2 separate regions of the Homo sapiens genome follow, and region 1 is linked to region 2. Evidence: chromatin loops called from intact Hi-C (ENCODE). Cell type or tissue: PC-9. All regions are shown on one strand. Each heading gives the region's core, and the rest is flanking DNA. Links, peaks and the distances in the headings are about the cores only.

The links. Peaks named below come from ENCODE experiments on the same cell type or tissue, not always from the same donor. Only the 100,000 strongest peaks of a DNase experiment are listed, where the experiment ranks them.
Region 1: a loop joins it to region 2, with 8 times the contacts of the local background. A loop is called at or near these places in 7 of 110 quality-filtered maps.

The regions. Positions count from the first base shown.
Region 1 is chr10:73,959,210-73,971,133 of GRCh38, forward strand. No RefSeq gene overlaps it. Among named protein-coding and RNA genes, the nearest start is that of VCL, 33 kb to the right of the region's middle. RefSeq lists silencers at 682-976, 6,902-7,196, 9,082-9,376 and enhancers at 4,890-8,760, 6,782-7,366, 7,367-7,952, 7,953-8,537. In PC-9, for the core only: no CTCF peak of the experiment used is centred there; DNase peaks (open chromatin) are centred at 7,082 and 7,922; H3K4me3 peaks cover 633 bases; H3K27ac peaks cover 4,124 bases.
Region 2 is chr10:74,051,389-74,059,388 of GRCh38, forward strand. All of the region lies in intron 2 of VCL (vinculin), which reads left to right. Among named protein-coding and RNA genes, the nearest start is that of VCL, 57 kb to the left of the region's middle. In PC-9, for the core only: CTCF peaks have their summits at 7,177 and 7,394; DNase peaks (open chromatin) are centred at 4,773 and 5,313; H3K4me3 peaks cover 1,290 bases; H3K27ac peaks cover 5,089 bases.

The DNA.
Region 1 (11,924 bases), core at 2,357-10,356, 90 kb before region 2:
TCTTGCTATATTGCCCAGGCTGGTCTTGAACTCATAGGCTCAGGTTATCCTCCCTCCTCGGCCTCCCAGAGTGCTGGGATTACAGATGTGAGCCACTGTGCCTGGCCTGGTTTCCTTTTTTTTTGAGACGGATCCTGACTCTGTCACCCCAGACGGGAGTGCAGTGGTGTGATCTCAGCTCACTGCAGCCTCTGCCTCCTGGGTTCAAGCCATTCTCCTGCCTCAGCCTCTTGAGTAGCTGGGACTACAGGCGTGTACCATCACACCTGGCTAATTTTTGTATTTTTAGTAGAGATGGGGTTTCACCATGTTGGTCAGGCTGGTCTCAAACTCCTGACCTCAGGCGATCCACCCGCCTTGGTCTCCCAAAGTGCTGGGATTCCAGCCGTGAGTCACTGTGCTTGGCCATGGTTTACTTCTTAATGCCTATTATTGGTCAAGGCTTAATTAGAGAAGCAGAATTATCAGGCACGGCATAGAGTAAGATGTTTCTTGTGGGGTTTTGGTGTTATGCAATGTGGGAACTGGTTAAGCAGTTTGTATACAACAGTTGCTTCTGTTTCTGGTGCTGGGACTGAAGTCAGAAATAACAGGTAGACATGAAGTATGGGACAGTAAGGACCAGTGGGAGTCCAAAAGAACCAGAGGGCACCCACAGGATGAAATAGAGCCTGTATCAATGTCTCACTGCCTCTAAAACTTCCTACTTCAATTATGTGGGCGACCTGCAGGAATTGCTGAACCTTCATCATAAAGCTGAACACAGACCTGACTCAGGGACTGAAAATGCTGAAGGAAGATCTGTCATGGGAGCTGAAGGAGATGTAGGCTCAAGTCTATCCCATGGCCACAGGGTGAGCTAGCAGATCTGAGATACCATAAGTTAGAACGGCACCTGCCTCTACACTGACCTTCTGAGCATAAGCATGTTTGCTTCACCTCTGCCCTCCAATCTTGTGCAAATTTTCTGTGGCCAACCCTAGCCCAGAACCATACAGAGAAAGAAATTCTGAAAAACATAGTTTCAGTTTAGCTAAACTGACATAGTACAAAGCCACTATGTATTTGCCAAACCTTCTTCAATTAGCATGGTTTTGTTTGTTTGTTTGTTTGAGACAGAATCTCACTCTGTCACCCAGGCTGGAGTGCAGTGGCACTATCTGGGCTCCCTGCAACCTCCACCTCCCGGGTTCCAGTGATTCTCCTGCCTCAGTCTCCTGGGTATCTGGGATTACAGGTGCATGCCACCACACCTGGCTAATTTTTGTATTTTTTAGTAGAGATAGGGTTTCACCATGTGGGCCAGGCTCGTCTCAAACTCCTGACCTCAAGTGATTCACCCACCTCAGCATGTATTATTTTCATAACCAGGAGAAAGAACACCCTTTAAAACATCTCAAAATACCCAAATGGCTAATAAATATACAAAAAGACACCAATTCATTAATTGGCAAGAAAATGCAAGTTAAAATACAATAAGATATCCTTGTACATTCACCAGAATGGCTAAAATGAAAAAGACAGACAACACAGTATTGGTGAGGACATAGAGCAACTGGAACTTTCACATGTGGCTAGTGAGAATGTAAATTGCCAGTTTAGAAAACCATTTGACAACTATCAAAGTGGAACATATGCAAAAGGTGTGATAAGCAATTACGTTTCTAAAAAAATGCATGTTCATATACATAAAAACATCTATACGAATGTTTGGCTGGGTGTGGTGGCTCACGCCTGTAATCCAAGCACTTTGGGAGGCCGAGGCGGGTGGATCACGAGGTCAGGAGATCGAGACCATCCTGGCTAACATGGTGAAACCCTGTCTCTACTAAAAATACAAAAAATTAGCCAGGCGTGGTTGCAGACGCCTGTAGTCCCAGCTACTCAGGAGGCTGAGGCGAGAGAATGGCGTGAACCCAGGAGGCAGGGCTTGCAGTGAGCCGAGCCGAGATCGCGCCACTGCACTCCAGCCTGGGCGACAGAGCGGGATTCTGTCACCAAAAAAAACACGAAAAAACAATGTTCATAGTGGCACTATATGTAAAAGCTAAGAACAGAAACAATTCAAATGTCCACCAACAATAGAATGGATAAATAAATCATGGTGAATTCATACAATGGAGTGCTACACAGCAACGGGAATAAATAATGTATCACTAAGCACAACCACATGGATGACTATCACAACCATAATATTACATGGAAGATATCAGACACAGAAGAGCATATACTGATGGTTCCATTTATGTCAAGTTCAAAAATAGGTAAAATTAATCTATGCTGTTCACCCATGGATAAGAATTACCCTTGGGAGATTAGTGACTAGAAGGTGTCAAGAGGGGGCTTTTGGGGTGCTCGCGATGTTCTGTTCCTTCCTTTAGGTATTAGTCACTCGGGAGTGTTTTGCCTTTTGCAAATTTATAGATATTTATGTAATTTGTATATGGTTTGTGCACTTTTCTGTATATATGTTATACCAACAAAAAGTTAATTAAAAGAAAAAATTAGTAGTCCCTGGTTCTGGTAACTAACAATAACTACTCATTATACCACAAGTTGAGGGGATCAAATACAAAAATGTGTATTACAGTGTTTGGAGAAACAACTGGGGAATACATAGATGTAGGGACAAGGAAAGAGAATAGAATGTTGAACCTGGTTTGGTATTGAACCTGGTTTTTTGAGTTTTTTTTTTTTTTGAGACAGAGTCTTGCTCTGTCGCCTAGGCTGGAGTGCCGTGGCATGATCTCAGCTCACTGCAACTTCCGCCTCCTGGGTTCAAGTAATTCTCCTGCCTCAGCCTCCTGAGTAGCTGGGACTACAGGCGTGTGCCACCATGCCTGGCTAATTTTTTTGTATTTTTTAGTACAGACAGGGTTTCACCACATTGCCCAGGCTGGTCTCGAACTCCTGACCTCATGGTCTGCCCACCTCGGCCTCCCAAAGTGCTGTGATTACAGGCGTGAGCCACTGCAGCCTACCTTGAACCTGGTTTTTACAAATTGTAGTAAAATACACATAACAAAATTTAGCATTTTGTGATATCTTTTTTTTTTTCCAGAGAAAGTATGTGCTTGTGTGTGTGTGGCAGGGAAGTGCTGGTTAGTGGGAAGTGGGAAGGAAAGATGGGTTTCCCTGAGTCCCTAACTAGCTTCTGTCATGGCCTGCCTTGATGTGACAAGCATTCGCTCTGCTTGCTCAGCTAAGGTTTCATGACCAGGCAGGGAAATGCCACTGCCCTTTAAAGTGAGCCCCTCCATTAGCTAAGGGTGGTTCTCCATCCCCCTGAAGCTAGGCTGGCCCAGATGACAGGAGCTCCTGTGAGGTCCAGAAGTGCCATTGAATCCAGGTTTTGCTACAGTAACTTCGCTCCCCCAACTCCCAGAATACACATATACAACCTGGCCTGTGTCCATCTTTGTCCCCAAAGCTTCCCTCCTCATCAGCAGCCATGAGAAAGACAGGATTATAAATGCACCAAGGGCTTTAAATGGGACTACAGTAGTAGGATCAGTTTTGCTCTCTGAGTGATGGCATGCCTGTGTCTTCTAGGCTCACTGGGGCAAGTGGTTCTTTACTTGGCTCCAGCACCAGCACCATCTGGAGGGGCAAAAGAACCCACAACGCTTTTTTTTATTTTTTTTTTTTTGAGACGGAGTCTCGCTCTTTCGCCCAGGCCAGAGTGCAGTGGCGTGATCTCGGCTCACTGCAAGCTCCGCCTCCCGGGTTCACGCCATTCTCCTGCCTCAGCCTCCCAAGTAGCTGGGACTACAGGCGCCCACCACCTCGCCCGGCTAATTTTTTGTATTTTTAGTAGAGACGGGGTTTCACCGTGTTAACCAGGATGGTCTCGATCTCCTGACCTCGTGATCCGCCCGCCTCGGCCTCCCAAAGTGCTGGGATTACAGGCATGAGCCACCGCGCCCGGCTTTTTTTTTTTTTTTTTTTTTTTTTTTTTTTGAGACAGAGTCTCACTTTGTTGCCCAGGCTGGAGTGCAGTGACACCATTTGGGCTCATTGCAACCTCCACCTCCCGGGTTCAAGCGATTCTCATGCCTCAGCCTCCCAAGTAGCTGGGATTACAGGCATGTGCCACCACACCTGGCTAATTTTTGTTTTTTGTTTGTTTGTTTTGTTTTGTTTTGCTTTTTTGAGATGGTGTTTCACTCTTGTCGCCCAGGCTGGAGTGCAATGGTGCGATCTTGGCTCACTGCAACCTCCGCCTCCCAGGTTCAAGCGATTCTCCTGCCTCGATCTGCCAAGTAGCTGGGATTACAGGCATGTGCCACCACGCCCTGCTAATTTTGTATTTTTAGTAGAGACAGGGTTTCTCCATGTTGGTCAGGCTGGTCTGGAATTCCCGACCTCAGGCGATCCGCCCGCCTCGGCCTCCCAAAGTGATGGGATTACAGGTGTGAGCCACTGCGCCCAACCAATTTTTGTATTTTTAGTAGAGTTGGGGTTTCGCCATGTTGGCCAGGCTGGTTTCGAATTCCCGACCTCAGGTGATCCGCCCACCTTGGCCTCCCACAATACTCCCAGAGTACTGTGAGCCATCGTGTCCAGCCTTGCAACTCTTAAATATGCTCGTGGGAGCAGAAGCTATGCTCCCTGACAGAAGAACCTGTCCCTCACAATGCAATTGGAGAGAATTTATTGAGTGCTTACTGTGTGCTTGGGATGGTGCATCCAGCAAAACACCTGAGCCTCTTGGAGACCAGGAGAGTGGACTCAGTCCCAAGTGCAGATTCCTTGAGCTAGAGCTTTTAAAGGAGAGGAGAAATCGGATAAATTGCACTGGACAATTCATTCACTCTCTTTCTGGAGGTTTAACCAACCCTAGATTTTATTCTACTGAAATCAGGATAAAACCAGGCATATGTGTATAAAGAGAGGTCTGGAAGCATGATAACAATGATTATCTTTAAGTAGTGGGTTGCAGTTGATATTTTTCTATTTCTTGTACCTCTCAAGGCAGCACATGTAGCTGACGCACACAACCTTTGGAGAGCAACCACCTGGGTTTATTTTTTATTTTTATTTTTTATTGAGATGCAGTCTTGCTCTGTCACCCAGGCTGGAGTACAGTGGCATGATTTCAGCTCACTGCAACCTCCACCTCCTGGGTTCAAGCAACTCTCCCACCTCAGCCTCCTGAGTAGCGGAGATTACAGGCGCCCACGACCCGCCTGGCTAATTTTTTTGTATTTTTAGTAGAGACAGGGTTTCACCATGTTGGCCAGGTTGGTCTTAAACTCCTGACCTCGAGTGATCTGCCCGCCTTGGCCTCCCAAAGTGCTGGGATTACAGGCGTGAGCCACGGCGCCCAGCCTACCACCTGGGTTTAAATCTCAGCTTTGCATGTACTAGCTGTGTGGTCTTGGGCAACTTACTTCACTTGTATGAATTTTAATGTTCTTACCTGTAAATAAGGATGATAATATACTTACTTCATAGGGATATTGAGAAGTTTGAATTAAACTATGCATTTTTTTTTAAGAGTTAGGGTCTGGCTCTGTCACCCAGGCTTGAGTGGTGTGCCCCGTCATAGCTCACTGCAGTCTTGAATTCCTGGGTTCAAGCAATCCTCCTGCTTCATCCTCTTCAGTAGCTGGGACTATAGACATGTGCCACTATGCCTGGCAAATTTTTTCTGCTTTTTGTAGGGATGGGGTCTCACTATGTCGCCCAGACTTGTCTCAACCTTCTAGCCTAAAGCCATCCTCTTGCCTTGGCCTGCCAAAGCTTTGGGATTATAGACATATGCCATGGCCCCTGGCCAAAATGATGCACATTAAGTGCTTTAGTATGGTGTCTGATGCAAAGAAAATGCTTTAAATGGGAATGATTATTATTATATTTTTATATCATTGGGTTGTTTTTCTTTTCTTTTCTTTTTGAGATGGAGTTTTGTTCTTGTTGCTCAGGCTGGAGTGCAATGGAGCAATCTCGGCTCAACGCAACCTCCACCTCTGGGATTCAAGTGATTCTCCTGCCTTGCCTCCCAAGTAGCTGGGATTACGGACATGCGCCATCACGCCCTGCTAATTTTGTATTTTTAGTAGGGACGGGGTTTCTCCATGTTGGTCAGGCTGGTCTCGAACTCCCGAACTCAGGTGATCCGCCGCCTTGGCCTCCTAAAGTGCTGGGATTACAGGCATGAGCCACTGAGCCCAGCCTTTTTTTTTTATTTTTATTTGAGACAGAGTCTCACTCTGTGGCCCAGGCTGGAGTGCAGTGGGACAATCGTGACTCACTGCAACCTCTGCCTCCTGGGTTCAAGCAGTTCTTCCTGCCCCACCCTCCAGAGTAGCTGGGATTATAGGCAACTGCACCACCATGCCCAGCTAATTTTTTTATTTTTAGTAGACACGGGGTTTCACCATGTTGGCCAGGCTAGTCTCGAACTCCTGACCTCAGGTGATCCACCGGCCTCAGCCTCCCAAAGTGCTGGGATTACAGACATGAGCCACTGTGCCCAGCCCCAATAAAGGTTTTTTAAGGAGAAGAAGCACAAGGACGGCACAGAAGGGAAGAGAGTTTGCGGGGGTGGAGGGGCTCAGCCATAGCAGGAGGGGGAGGTGGAATACTGCCCCCTCCCTCCTGGTTCAGACACAAGAAAAATGACCCCAATCGCTGTGTTCTGGGACAGCTCTATTTCTTAGAGAATCCTGGGGCACCCTGGCTACCAGGAGGTTTCTCACCTGGTTCAGGGTGACCCAGCTAGCCCAGCACAAGGCTTGTATCATCTCGTCCAATTCAGAAGTGCTGTGCCTGTGAGTACTGCTCTAAACGCCTCTAAAGGTCAGTCCCTCTTTGGCCCCTGATGCTGGGGATACGTTTTACTTTCAATCAGACATTCACTACCATGACATAATCAAGCTAACTCTAGAAAAGTGCCTTGGGATGTTGGCCTCCCTTCCCTTCCCTGCAGTTGTTCCTTCTCCTTTAAGTGGCTGCTGGCTCTGGCCCTCCCCGCACACACCACAGGTTTTGCCTTTTGTCACACTGAGCATGCCTCCTGCACCCTTGCTGGGGCACAGATTCTCCCATATTTGGGAGTAAGCCGGAGACTCGGCGGCATGTGGGTTTCTGTTTAAAATTCCAAAGCCAGCAGGGCGTATATTATCCATTTCCTCAAATCCAACATGTTGTAAAGCATGAGTCAGAGTCGGATAAGCTTCTTCCCAGGGGAAGTTGTGTCAGTTGGTTAGCGAATGTAATTAAACACAGATAATGTTCACTGGCATTAGCTGCAGATTAATGCAGAAGAAAACAAAATATCCATCTTGATTTTGCAATATTCCTGCCAAGATAACACAACTTCTCCAAGTTTCCCTGATCAGAGAAAGCAGCCTAACTTTCAAGCAATTTGAGGGGCACAGGAAGCCCATTCAATCAACACTCTCCTTCCCACAGAAATGAAGAATGCAGGCCGGGCGCAGTAGCTCATGCCTGTAATCCCAGCACTTTGGGAAGCCGAGGCGGGTGGATCTCCTGAGGTCGGGAGTTCGAGATCAGCCTGACCAATATGGTGAAATCCCATCTCTACTAAAAATACAAAAATTCGCTGGGCTGTGGTGGTACTCAGGAGGCTGAGGTGGGAGAATCGTTTGAACCCAGGAGGCATACGTTTCAGTGAGCCGAGATCGCACCACTACACTCCAGCCTGGGTGACAGAGGGAGACCCCATCTCAAAAAAAAAGAAAAAAGAAATGAGGAATGCAGATTTTAGGACCTTTCACGGGGAAGCACATATATTCAAATTATTCTTAAGGTATTTTTGTGGGGAAGGGGGTTACATGTTAGCTAATATCAATAAGAGTTATTTTATCTGATTTAATTCATCATCATCACCCGGGGCCAGGTGGTGACAGCAGACTTCAGGTATGGAGGGTATTAGGCTTCTTATGCTTTGCATACCAATGGGGCTTTTAGGGGTTCGCTCCAGGACCCAGGAAGGGCTGAGCTCTGGAAGGGCTGAGGGAGCAAAAGGACCAAGAGGGAAGTCAGGGTGGGTCTAGAGGGCACTGGAAACCCATGTGTTCTTTTGCATACCCAAGCCTAGAGAAGCCCTTTCCACAATCATGGAAATCACAAAATAGAATGCCCATACTGGGAAGGGGCCAGGCGTGGTGACTCATACCTGTAATCCCAGCATTTTGGGAGGCCAAGGCAGGCGGGTTGCCTGAGCTCAGGGTTTGAGACCAGCCTGGGCAACATGGTGAAACCCCATCTCTACTAAAAAAAAAAAAAAAAATACAAAAATTAGGCAAGTATGGTGGTGCACGCTTGAATCCCAGCTCCTCGGAGGCTGAGGCAGGAGAATCGCATGAACCTAGGAGGCAGAGGTTGGAGTAAGCCGAGATTGCACCACTACACTCCAGCCTGGGTGAGACTCCGTTTCAAAAATAAAAAGAATGCCCCAATACAGGGAAGGCCGTTGGAGGTCATTTAGTCAACTCCTCTTCAGACACCAGCACACTGAGGCCCAGAGAGGTTAAGTCATTTGCCCAAGTTCACCCTGCAAGGGGAGAGTTGAGACTTAAGTTTTCTCTTTTCATCTTTCTAACAAGCTGCTGCTGGTCACAGTTTCCAAGAGTGACAGGAGCGGACACTCAGGTCGATCCCACTGGCCCACCCTGCAAATACCTACTTGGTCTTGTATTTTCAAATGTAACCTCTCCTCAGGGTATTAAAAGCAATGCTAAATCATACCCAAGGAAGTATACTGTCCTGCCACTCAGGCCTCTTCCAACTTCAATGATATGAACAATCTAAAAATGTGTATTTTCTTAACTCTAGTAAAAAGTGTGCTAAATTCCATATAACTGAGATTCAAAGCTTATTGCTAACTAGAACAGCTTCTGGGGTTAAAGAAAAAGGAATTCGTGAATGTTCTTTTAACTCTCTGAGCATTGCCCTGCCCCCACCACCTTCCACTTGAAGGGAAGTAGCTAGGAATATACCGGATCTTTTTGGTGTTTGGCTGGGTTTTAGTGTTTTCGAGTGCCCCTTCTGATGTAGGTCAAGGCATTTTGTTTATCTTAAATGTGAGATTGTATTCTTTCTGCCCAAATAGGATGGAAAAGACTTTTCCAAATAAGGAAGTTTTGCCAGAGTGTGTGTGGCCCAGTTAGCAACTGTTGCCGCCGTCCTCACTTAGGGGAGTACAGTAGCTCCACTAAGCTGGAAAGCATTTAGGGACTTATTAGCACTTCTGCACAGCCAAACCACTGAGGGGCGGGGGTGCTGCCAGCAAGTGGTTGTGACAACCAGGGACATGAAAAAAATGTGTAGAAAAGACAAAGTTTGGCTTTTGCATACACCCCTACCCTCTCTACCTCCTTCCCAGCCCGAGTTGGCTCTCAACTCAGGATAGAAGGAGGATGCTCTGATTCTCTAGAATTAAGTAAATTTAGGGTAAAATCCCAGCACTACACATACAATCTGCTAAATGGCCTTCAGTAAGTTACTTTTTGAGCCTTTTCCTTTCTTTCTGAGTAAAAATAATAGTGCTTAGCTCATGTAGTTGTTATGAGGAGTAAATAACCTAATCAAAGTAATGCATGTAGCACATTCTAGATTGACCCTAAAATTACTCCTTTCCTATCCTTTTTCAGTACCTTCTCCACTATCAGAACCCCTTAGTTTGTGCTGATTGTACTTAAACAGAGATTAAGAGGAACAGGAAAGCTTGTATTAATTTATGCTCAGAGGCCAGGTGCAGTGGCCCACGCCTGTAATTCCAGCACTTTGGGAGGCTGAGGCGGGCGGATCACCTGAGGTCAAGAGTTCAAGACCAGCCGGGCCAACATGGTGAAACCCCGTCTTTACTAAAAATACAAAAAATTAGCTGGTCGTGGTGGCGGGTGCCTGTAATCCCAGCTACTTGGGAGGCTGAAGCAGGAGAATCACTTGAACCTGGGAGGCGGAGGTTGCAGTGAACCAAGATCAAGCCGTTGCACTCTAGCCTGGGCAACAAGAGTGAAACTCCATCTCAAAAAAAGAAAAAAAAAAAAGAAAAGAAAACTAATTTATGCTTAGGTGTGAGTGACTAAAATAAGACATTTATTGGCCCATCTGCACTTGTAACTGCTGTGAACAGGGATGCTGTTTCAAGTGAAATGGAAAACTTTGTTGCAACATGGAGGGGTAATGGACTAAATGTTTATGTTTCCTCACAATTCATCTGTCAAAGCCCTAACCCCCATTGTGATGGTATTTGGTTGGAGATGAGGCTTTTTGGTGGTAATTAGGTTTAGATGAGGTCATGAAGATAGGGCTCCCATGATGAGATTAGTGTCCTTATAAGAAGAGGAACAGAGAACAGAGCTTGCTCCCTGGCAGTCGCTCCCTCCAGCCCACAACATGTGAGGATACATCGAGAAGGTGGATGTCTGTAAGAGGCAAGGAAGAGAGCCCTCACCGGGGAACTGAATTAGCCAACACCTTGATGGTGGAGTTCCCCACCTCTAGAAGTATGATAAATAAGTTCCTATTGCTTAAGCCACCCAGTCTTTGGTATTGTGTTATGGCAGGCAGCCAGGGACTGCATAGGTCTACGACGAGAGGACATATTGCAGTCTCCTTTCATTTATACCACTGTGCCTAAGTCCATCTACCCCTGAGGCCTACACAGTCACTTACGGTGAGAAGAGGCAAGTGTGCCATAAGAGGCTAAAGGAATCTGGAAACTTGATAAGCAGAATTACTCTTTTTCTTTCTAGACAGAATACTAATAGTCTTATTTTTTAAAACTGTGGAAAAACACATACTCTTTTAGATTGCTAAATTTGGATTGTGATATAGAGAGAAACTTTGACTTTGACAGAAGTTTCTTACCTGAACAGCAAAAGCCTGTTCCCAAGTCCATAGCCAAATGGAACATCAATTAACCCCAGACCAAGTAAATGTTATAAGTAGCCTTGATGTAAAATGGTGCAGCCATTTTTGAAAACAGTCTGACAGTTCTTCAAAAGGTTAAATGTAGAGTTACCATGTAACTCAACAATTCTACTCCTACATATATACCCAAAGGAAATGAAAACATGTCCACACGAAAATTTTCACACAAATGTTTATACCAGCCTTATTAACAATAGCCAAAAAATGGAAACATCCAACTAAATGCCCATCAACTGATGAACAGATAAACAAAATGTGATCCATCCCTACAATGGAATATTATTCAGTCTTTTTTTTTTTCTTTTTGAGATGGAGTCTCACTCTGTTGCCTAGGTGCAATGGTGCGATCTTGGCTCATTGCAACCTCCGCCTCCTGGGTTCAAGTGATTCTCCTGCCTGAGCCTCCTGAGTAGTTGGGATTACAGGCACGTGCCACCATGCCCGGCTAATTTTTGTATTTTTAGTAGAGATGGGGTTTCACCATGTTGGTTAGGCTGGTCTCGAACTCCTGACCTCATGATCTGCCCACTTTGGCCTCCCAAAGTGCTGGGATTACAGGCGTGAGCCACTACGCCTAGCCTTTATTCAGTCTTAAGATGGATGAGTACTGATTACATGCTACAACATGGACAATCCTTGAAAACTTCATGCTAAGTGAAAGAAGTCTGGCACAAAAAGCCACTTAGCATATAATGCCATGTATACGAAATGTCCAGAATAGGTAAATTCAAAGACACAGAAAATAGATTAGTGACTGTAGGGGCTGGGAAGAAAAGGGGAATTATTGCTAATGAGTATGAAATTTCCGTTGCTGGGTAGTGAAAATATTTTAAAATTGTGATGTTGGTTGCACAACTCTGTGAATATACTAAAAATCATTAAACTGTATACTTTAAATGAATGAATTGTAGGGCATATAAACTATATCTCAATAAAGCTGTTACACACACATATAACACACAAAGAAAATCTGGAACATAGTACTTATTACCTTGTAGGTACTTACAAGTTGATTG
Region 2 (8,000 bases), core at 1-8,000:
ACCACGCCCAGCTAATTTTTGTATTTTTAGTAGAGATGGGATTTCAGCATGTTGGCCAGCCTGGTCTTGAGCTCTGCTCAATTTCTTAAATACCTTGTATGAGCTGGGTATTTTAAGTTGTGTTATTTAGTCCACTTCATTTTTCAGATGAAGAGAAGCTCAGTAAGGTGTTGAAAGTTACTCAGTTCATACATGGCAGAGGTAGGATTCTAACCCTGAACTGTTTGATTCCAAGTATGCTCATTCCAGTATGCTAAGGTACTTTCTCATTCTTCTTTACAATAGTCTCTTCTTCTAACATAATAGTTATTGTGAGGTTTAAATGAGTGAAATGATATATGTGAAAATACCTAAAACAAACAAAAAGAAACATTTGGTGATTATGTTGCAGGACAGGCAAACCCCAAAACTGAGGTTTATCCCAAGAGGGTTCTTGGCTTTTCCTAGGAAAGAATTCAAGAGCTAGCCAGTGGTGTTAGCAACTTTTATTGAAGCAGCAGTGTACAGCAGCAGCAGCAGCAGCAGCAGAGGCATTTCTGCTGGCGGAGCAGGGCTACCCTAGAGGCAGCGTGCCCAGAGTAGCAGCTCAGAGGCAGTTCTGCATTCATATTTATACCCACTTTTAATTATATTCTAATTAAGGGGTGATTTGTGCAGAAATTTCTAGAATGCAAGTGGTGGCTACTAGGTTGTTCAGTTGTTGCCATGGAAAGGGGCAGTAACGTCTGGGTGTTGCCGTGGCAATGGTAAGGTGACCTATCACCCTGGTGGGTGTGTCTTATGGGGAGGTGCTTTTACCCTGGACCTGCTTTAGCTAGTCCTCTATGTGGTCCAGTGTCCACGCCCTGCCTCTGGAATTGAGTACTGACTCCTACTTCAATTACATATTAGCTCCCTTCTATAGCTTCTTTTTTTTTCTTCTATAGCTTCTTAATTTTTGTTTCTTAATAATTTTCTCCAAATAAATGATTCAATTCTTCAGTTAGTTTTTTTTTTTTTTTTTTTTGAGACGGAGTCTCACTCTGTAGCACAAGTTGGAGTGCAGTAGCGTGATCTCAGCTCACTGCAACCTCCCCCTCTAGGGCTCAAGCGATTCTCATGCCTCAGCCCCGCAAGTAGCTGGGACTACAGGTGTGCACCACTACTCCCAGCTGATTTTTTGTATTTTGGTAGAGAGGGGGTTTCACCATTTTGCCCAGGGTGGTCTCAAACTCCTGAGCGCAGGTGATCTGCTCACCTTGGCCTACCAAAGTGCTGAAATTACAGGCGTGAGCCACCGTGCTTGGCCCTTCAGTTACTTTTTAAGCTTTTCTCAGAGATATTTTTTATCTAATTTGTAGTCTTCTGTAGTAAGACTTTTTTTTTTTTGAATTGGACCATGATTACTTGTTTTTATTTAATGCCCTTTCTTTCTGTATCTGTTGAGTGGATTACACAATTTTTATCCTTTACTCTGTTGAGATAGTCTATGGTTTACTACATGAATATAGATTTGCTGATAATGAACCATTCTTGCATTTCTAGGATAAACCCTACCTGGCTGTGATGAAAAAAAAAAATATATATATATATATATATAGTGCTGAATTTAATTTGCTAATATTTTAAAAGGATTTTGCATTTTTGCTCATGAGGGACCTTTATCTGTAATTTTCTTTTCTTTTTATGTTCTTTTCTAGTTTGGGTATCAAAGTTATTTTAGCTTCATAAAATAAGGTCTTTTTCTAGTTTTTGAAACAGGTTATGTAAGATAAAGATTATCTGCTCTTGAAAGTTTGGCAAAACTTGCATCTAAAACTCCCTGTATCTGGTGGTGTCTTTGGGAGGAAGAGATATGACTAAAAAGAAACTCGCTCAGTTTTGTTTTATTATCTAAATCAGGTTCTAAATTCATTGTGAGTCAACTTTGGTAGTCTGATACTTTTCTAAGAAATTACCAATTTTATCCAACCTTCCAATTTATTAGCATAAAATTCATAATAATTATTCTTTTAAAAATCTCTGTTGTATCTAGTTATATCACATTTCCTATTCAGTATTGCTTATTTCTGCCTTTTGTCTTTTTTTCTTATCGCTCTTATTAGAGATTTATCTGTCTTACCAGCTTTTCCCACAAAGATCTATTTCATTAAATTCTTTTCTCATATTTATTATTTACTTTTCTCAAGTTTATTATTTGAATACCTTATTTTTAATATTTCAGTCTTTATGTTCAATCTTTCTTTTCTTTTTTCTTTTTTGAGATAGCGTCTTGCTTTGTCACCTGGGCTGTAGTGCAATGACATGATCTCGGCTCACTGCAACCTCTCCCTCCCGGGTTCAAGCGATTCTCCTGCCTCAGCCTCCCAAGTGGCTGGGATTACAGGTGCCCGCCACCATGCCTGGCTAATTTTTATATTTTTAGTAGAGACAGGGTTTCACTATGTTGGTAAGACTGGTCTCGAACTCCTGACCTCAGGTGATCCACTCACCTCCACCTCCCAAAGTGCTGGGACTACAGGCATGTACCACTTTAATTTTTAAATTAGAGAATTTAAAAATTCTTTAAAATTATTTTTTAAAGTTTTCAAAATTCTTTTTAATATCTTTTGTTATATTTCTAATATAATTGTATTGTACCCAAAGACATGGTTGGTATGATATCAATTCTTGGAAATTCTTTTGTTACATACAGCTCAGTTCTAGTGAGTTTTTATGTGTGCTTGAAAAGAAAGTATATTCTCTTTTGCTTGGGTATAGAGTTCTATTTATACTAATTAGGTCAGTATATAAATATTACTAGTCCAATTTTTTATAGCCTAATTTGTCTGTTTCAACTATCAGCTTATGATTGATATATGTTAAAAATCTCCTATACTAATTGTAGACCTGTCTGTTTTTCTTATAATTGTCAGTGTTAGCTCTACATATTTCAAAGCAATATTGTTAGGTGGTTACAAGTTTGTGATTCTTCTGGGTTCTGAATTCTGTTAATTATTTGTTGCTAATTATCTTTTTTTAGAATGACTGTTGATAGACGTTAGCCTGCTGTTGGCTTGTTTCTCCAGACTGTGTTCTTCTTCTTTTAATCTACATCCTAGTTTTTGCCAGTTTTCTTCATAAGTGAAAAATATCCTCTTATTGTATCTATCACTTCATTTTGTGTTTAGGTTGCCACGCCTGTAACTCTTTTATTACATTCTACTGTAGAACAGTGATTGCCTACTTTTTTTCAGCATAAGGACCTTTAAGTAATAATAGTGAAATTTTAGGCTGGGCGTGGTGGCTCACGCCTTTAATCCTAGCACTTCGGGAGGCCAGGGCAGGAGGATTACTTGAGGCCAGGAGTTCAAGACCAGTGTAGCCAACATGGTGAAATCCCGTCTCTACCAAAAATACAAAAATTAGCTGGGCGTGATGCTGCACACCTGTAGGCCCAGCTACTCGGGTGACTGAGGCAGGAGAACTGCTTGAGCCTGGGAGGTGGAGGTTGCAGTGAGCTGAGATCACGCCATTGCACTTCAGCCTGGGTGACAGAGCAAGACTATGTCTCAAAAAAAAACAAAAACAGAAAAACCAACAACAAAATAATAATAGTGAGATTTTAAATTATTTCTTGATTAAGAAATGCATAAAAACAAAAAGATACAGGCCGGGTGCGATGGCTCACACCTGTAATCCCAGCCTTTTGGGAGGCTAAGGTGGGCAGATCACTTGAGGTCAGGAGTTCAAGACCAGTCTGGCTAACATGGTGGAAACCCGTCTCTACTAAAAATACAGAAATTAGCTGGGCATGGTGAGGAGTGCCTGTAGTCCCAGCTACTTGGGAGGCTGAGGTGGGAGAATGGCTTGAACCTGGGAGGCAGAGATTGCAGTGAGTGGAGATCATGTCACTGCACCCTAGTCTGAGTGACAAAGTGAGACTCTATTTCAAACAAACAAACAAATGATACAGTGAATTTCATAATATTTTATTTTATTTTATATAATTTTTTGAGACAGGATCTTGCTATGTCACCTAGGCTGGAATGTAGTTGTGTGATCACAACTCATTGCAGCCTCAGCCTCCTGGGCTCAGGTGATCCTCTCATCTCAGCCTCCCAGGTACCTGGGACTATAGGCATGCATGCTACCATACCTGGCTAACTAAAAGAAAAAAAAAATTTTTTTTTTTTTAGAGATGGGATCTCACTATGTTGTCCAGGTGGGTCTAGAACTCCTGGGTTCAGTCAATCCTCCCAGAATACTGGGATTATAGGCGTTAGCCACCACGCCTGGCCAATTTAGTAATATTTTAAGATAATTTAAAAATTTTATTCATCACAACAGAATCAACATACATTTGAAAACTGCTAGTATCTGTAAGACACTCTTGCTTGTATACTCAGTCTATTTCTGCTGCAACCCTAGTATGAGATGGAGGAAGGACTGTGGAGCTGATGGACCAGGAGGTAGCAGAGTTCTTGATTGAACTCTGCACACTCAGAATCTGCACTGACGCTAGATTTGACAAGAGAATAAGGGAAGAAGGGAGAAAGAACAGGACTGGTTATTCAGGTTTTAAAGGATTTAAAGATTGTGACTTATACACATCTTTAAAATAAACTACTTACCAAGACTTGAGGAACATATAGCTTGGGCAGCTGTAACGTTTGTTCCTCTCCCATTCTTTCCCAACATGCTGCTTCCCCTTCAGTTATCAATTGACTTGGACAGAGTCCTGTTTTATTTGAAGTCAAAACTGGCTGCATACCCTCCTAATCTCAATAATCTGAAATAAGAGAATTTAGTGAGCCTGTGGGTTTTGTGTGTGTGTGTGCTCATGATGGGTGTGTGTGTGTGTTTAGGCTTTGTTATCTAGTATACATCCTCTAGCAAAGGGTTTGGTGTTTCCCTTGAAATGTTTTGAATGTTTTCAATATGACTCATTGTGGGTTATTTTTTAAAATTCAGTTTTCCCCTTAGCTTTATTGAGATATAATTGACAAATGGAAATTGTATATATTTAAGCTGCATCCTTGTGGTTTTATTTTTAGTTTTGGGTGTACTCATGCAGTGTCCTGTACTATCACTGTTTGGCCTTGATAAGAACAAGAAGTCCACTTTGCATTATGTTGTACTTTAAGAGAGTTGGGACAGGGAAAGGAATACTTTGTGGATGAGGTCTGTAGGATCTTTAAATGTAGGAGTACAGGGTTGGAACAGCATGTATTAATATTATCACACAGTGTACACCCGTGTGAGTTGGTGCTGCATACTTGCTACTTGAATTAGATTAAAGCTTGTCATTGTACTCTGTGTTCCTGACTCCCTCCTAAAAACTGTAACTATGCTTGTGGCCTTCAGTCAGGTGTCTAGGTGACTAATGGCTGAGGATCCTTGACCTTTCTCAAAATGGCAACTCCAGGAGCAAAGCATATCAGCTATTACTGATATGCCACAGAATGCGTCCATCTCTACTGTTTTAAAGTACAATCTGTGCCAAATGCTTCATATTAACATAGAAAAGAAATTTCTTCACCTATCTCCTGAGTCTTTTGAAATCTTCACATATATTATTTTCTAAATTATTATTATTTAAAATTTTCTTAAAGATGGAGTCTTGCTCTGTCTCCCAGGCTGGATAGAGTACAGTGGCATGATCTTAGCTCACTGTAACCTCAGACTTCTGGGATCAAACAATTCTCCCCTCAGCCTCCTGAATAGCTGGGGCTACAGGTACATGCCATCATGCATGGCTAATTTTTTAAAATTTTTCGTAGAGATAGGGTCTCGCTACGTAGTCTAGGCTGTTCTCAAACTCCTGGGCTCAAGCAATCCTCCCACCTCAGCCTCCCAAAGCGCTGGGATTATAGGTGTGAGTCACCATCCCTGGCTCTATTTTTATTATTTAAAAAAAAATTATATGTATATATAAATTCCAGTGAATTGATAGAGGCAGTACTTCCTATTTGAAGCATACTAGAATGGCTGAACTCTCAGTTGCTGATGCCTGAAATTTTATATTGGAGTTCATTCCTTAGGTTAACAATTTAAATCTTAAATATCTAATGAAGGGATAATTTGGGGGGCCTTAGCAGTCATTTTCACTTAGATCTTTGTCTGAAGGTAGGTTCTTAATATGCGGGAAGGCAGAGAGAGCTTGAGGGCCTGCCTGTACCCCAAACCCCTGTCTTCTCACTCAGGCCTTATATTATGAAGGGTCTGGACTTTAATATTATCTTCAAATAAGGCCATGTATGTAGTCACAGGAAAAAAAGAAGTTTTAAAAGATGTTGTTCATGGCCAGGTGTGGTGGCTCACGTTGTAATCCCAGCACTTTGGGAGGCTGAGGTGGCCAGATTGCTTGAGCCCAGGAGTTCAAGACCAGCCTGGGCAACATGGCAAAACCCCATCTCTATTAAAAATACAAAAAATTACCTGGGCATGGTGGCATGCACCTGTAGTCCCAGTTACTCGGGAGGCTAAGGTAGGAGGATCACTTGAGCCCAGGAGGTCAAGGCTGTGGTGAGCCGTGATCGTGCCACTGCACTCCAGCCCAGACAAAAGTTGATCATGCAATTAAAATATTAAATGTAAGCACTTAAATAGACCACCATTTTTATGAACCTGTTTTGGCATTTCTTCATTTTTAAATATGATGGACTTCTCAGACTGGGAAGTGATCTATGCCTTTCTTGATGTCTGAAAGACCCTGACAGGATGGGAAGGGAAGGGAAGATCTCAACAAGGGCTAAGAAAAGAGGAAGAATAGCCCTGACAATTGATTTTGCCTGCCACATAATTATACTGGGGCCAGACTGGTTGGAGATGACAGTGAGGGAGGTGCTGGGTGCAGTGGCCAGGTGGAGAAAACCTCACTGACCAGATTCTCATGTTCTCACTTCCTTCCCTCCACCTGTTTCCTTCCCATCTCCCAAGTGTCGTCGTAGCCTTGTTTGATCAGATATGTTTGTGGGCTCTGCAACAAGCTCTCTCTCTCTAATACAGGGATCGTGGTATGTAAACACCTGTTTCCTTGGGTGTGCTCCAGGAACTGCGACCTCCATGAAATAAAATTTTCAAGTGTTCTGTTCCATAGTACTTCACTCTTAGGCAAACAATGCATCTTTTTGACAGTATTTATAACCTAAAAGGCTATACTGTCTAAGATCAGTTTTAATTTTTTTGTTTTTATTAAAACAGTGAATGTGATATGAGTTACTTCCACTCCTCCCCAACTTTTTTTTTTTTTTGGTGGGAGTGAAAGTTGAACGTGAATGTTTTCAAGTGCTTTCCAGTTTTAATTTATGGACCATATGTCTAAATAGACTTAATCACACCATTTCCTTTATATTATTTTGTCTAAAGCTCTCCTTTCCACGGCCACTAAACCAGTGAGCTGACATAGGATGACTGCTTTTTACAGAAGTAGATTGAGATTGTTTGGCTTTAGAGTGAGCTACCTGCACTTTGTGATGGTAGACTGCCCTCCCTAGTCCAACTAGACCGATTGCAAGTGCATGTTATTTCTCACAGAAAGGGTGTGTGTGTGTGTGTGCGTGTGCACGTGCGTATGCGTGAGAGAGAGAGAGAAAGAGATCTACTGGAAAAAGAGCTCAAAGAGATGCTGCAAAGAGAATCATCTTTATAAGTAGTGCTGAACTTCTCAAGGCAGGAGCAGTGTAGTTACCTTCTCCATCGCAACATTCCTAACCTCTTAGGTAAAAATGACTCCTCCAGGCCAGGCACGGTGGCTCACACCTGTAATCCCAGCACTTAGGGATCACCTGAGGTTGGGAGTTCGAGACCAGTCTGGCCAACATGGTGAAACCCCATCTCTATTAAAAATACAAAAACTAGTTCGGCATGGTGGCGCATGCCTATAATCCCAACTACTGGGAGGCTAAGGCTTGAGAATCACTTGAGTGTGGGAGAGGCAGAGTTTGCAGTGGGCTGAGATCGCACCACTGCACTCCAGCCTGGGTGACAGAGCAAGACTCCACTTCGAAAGAAAAAAAAAAAAGAAAAGAAAAAATCTC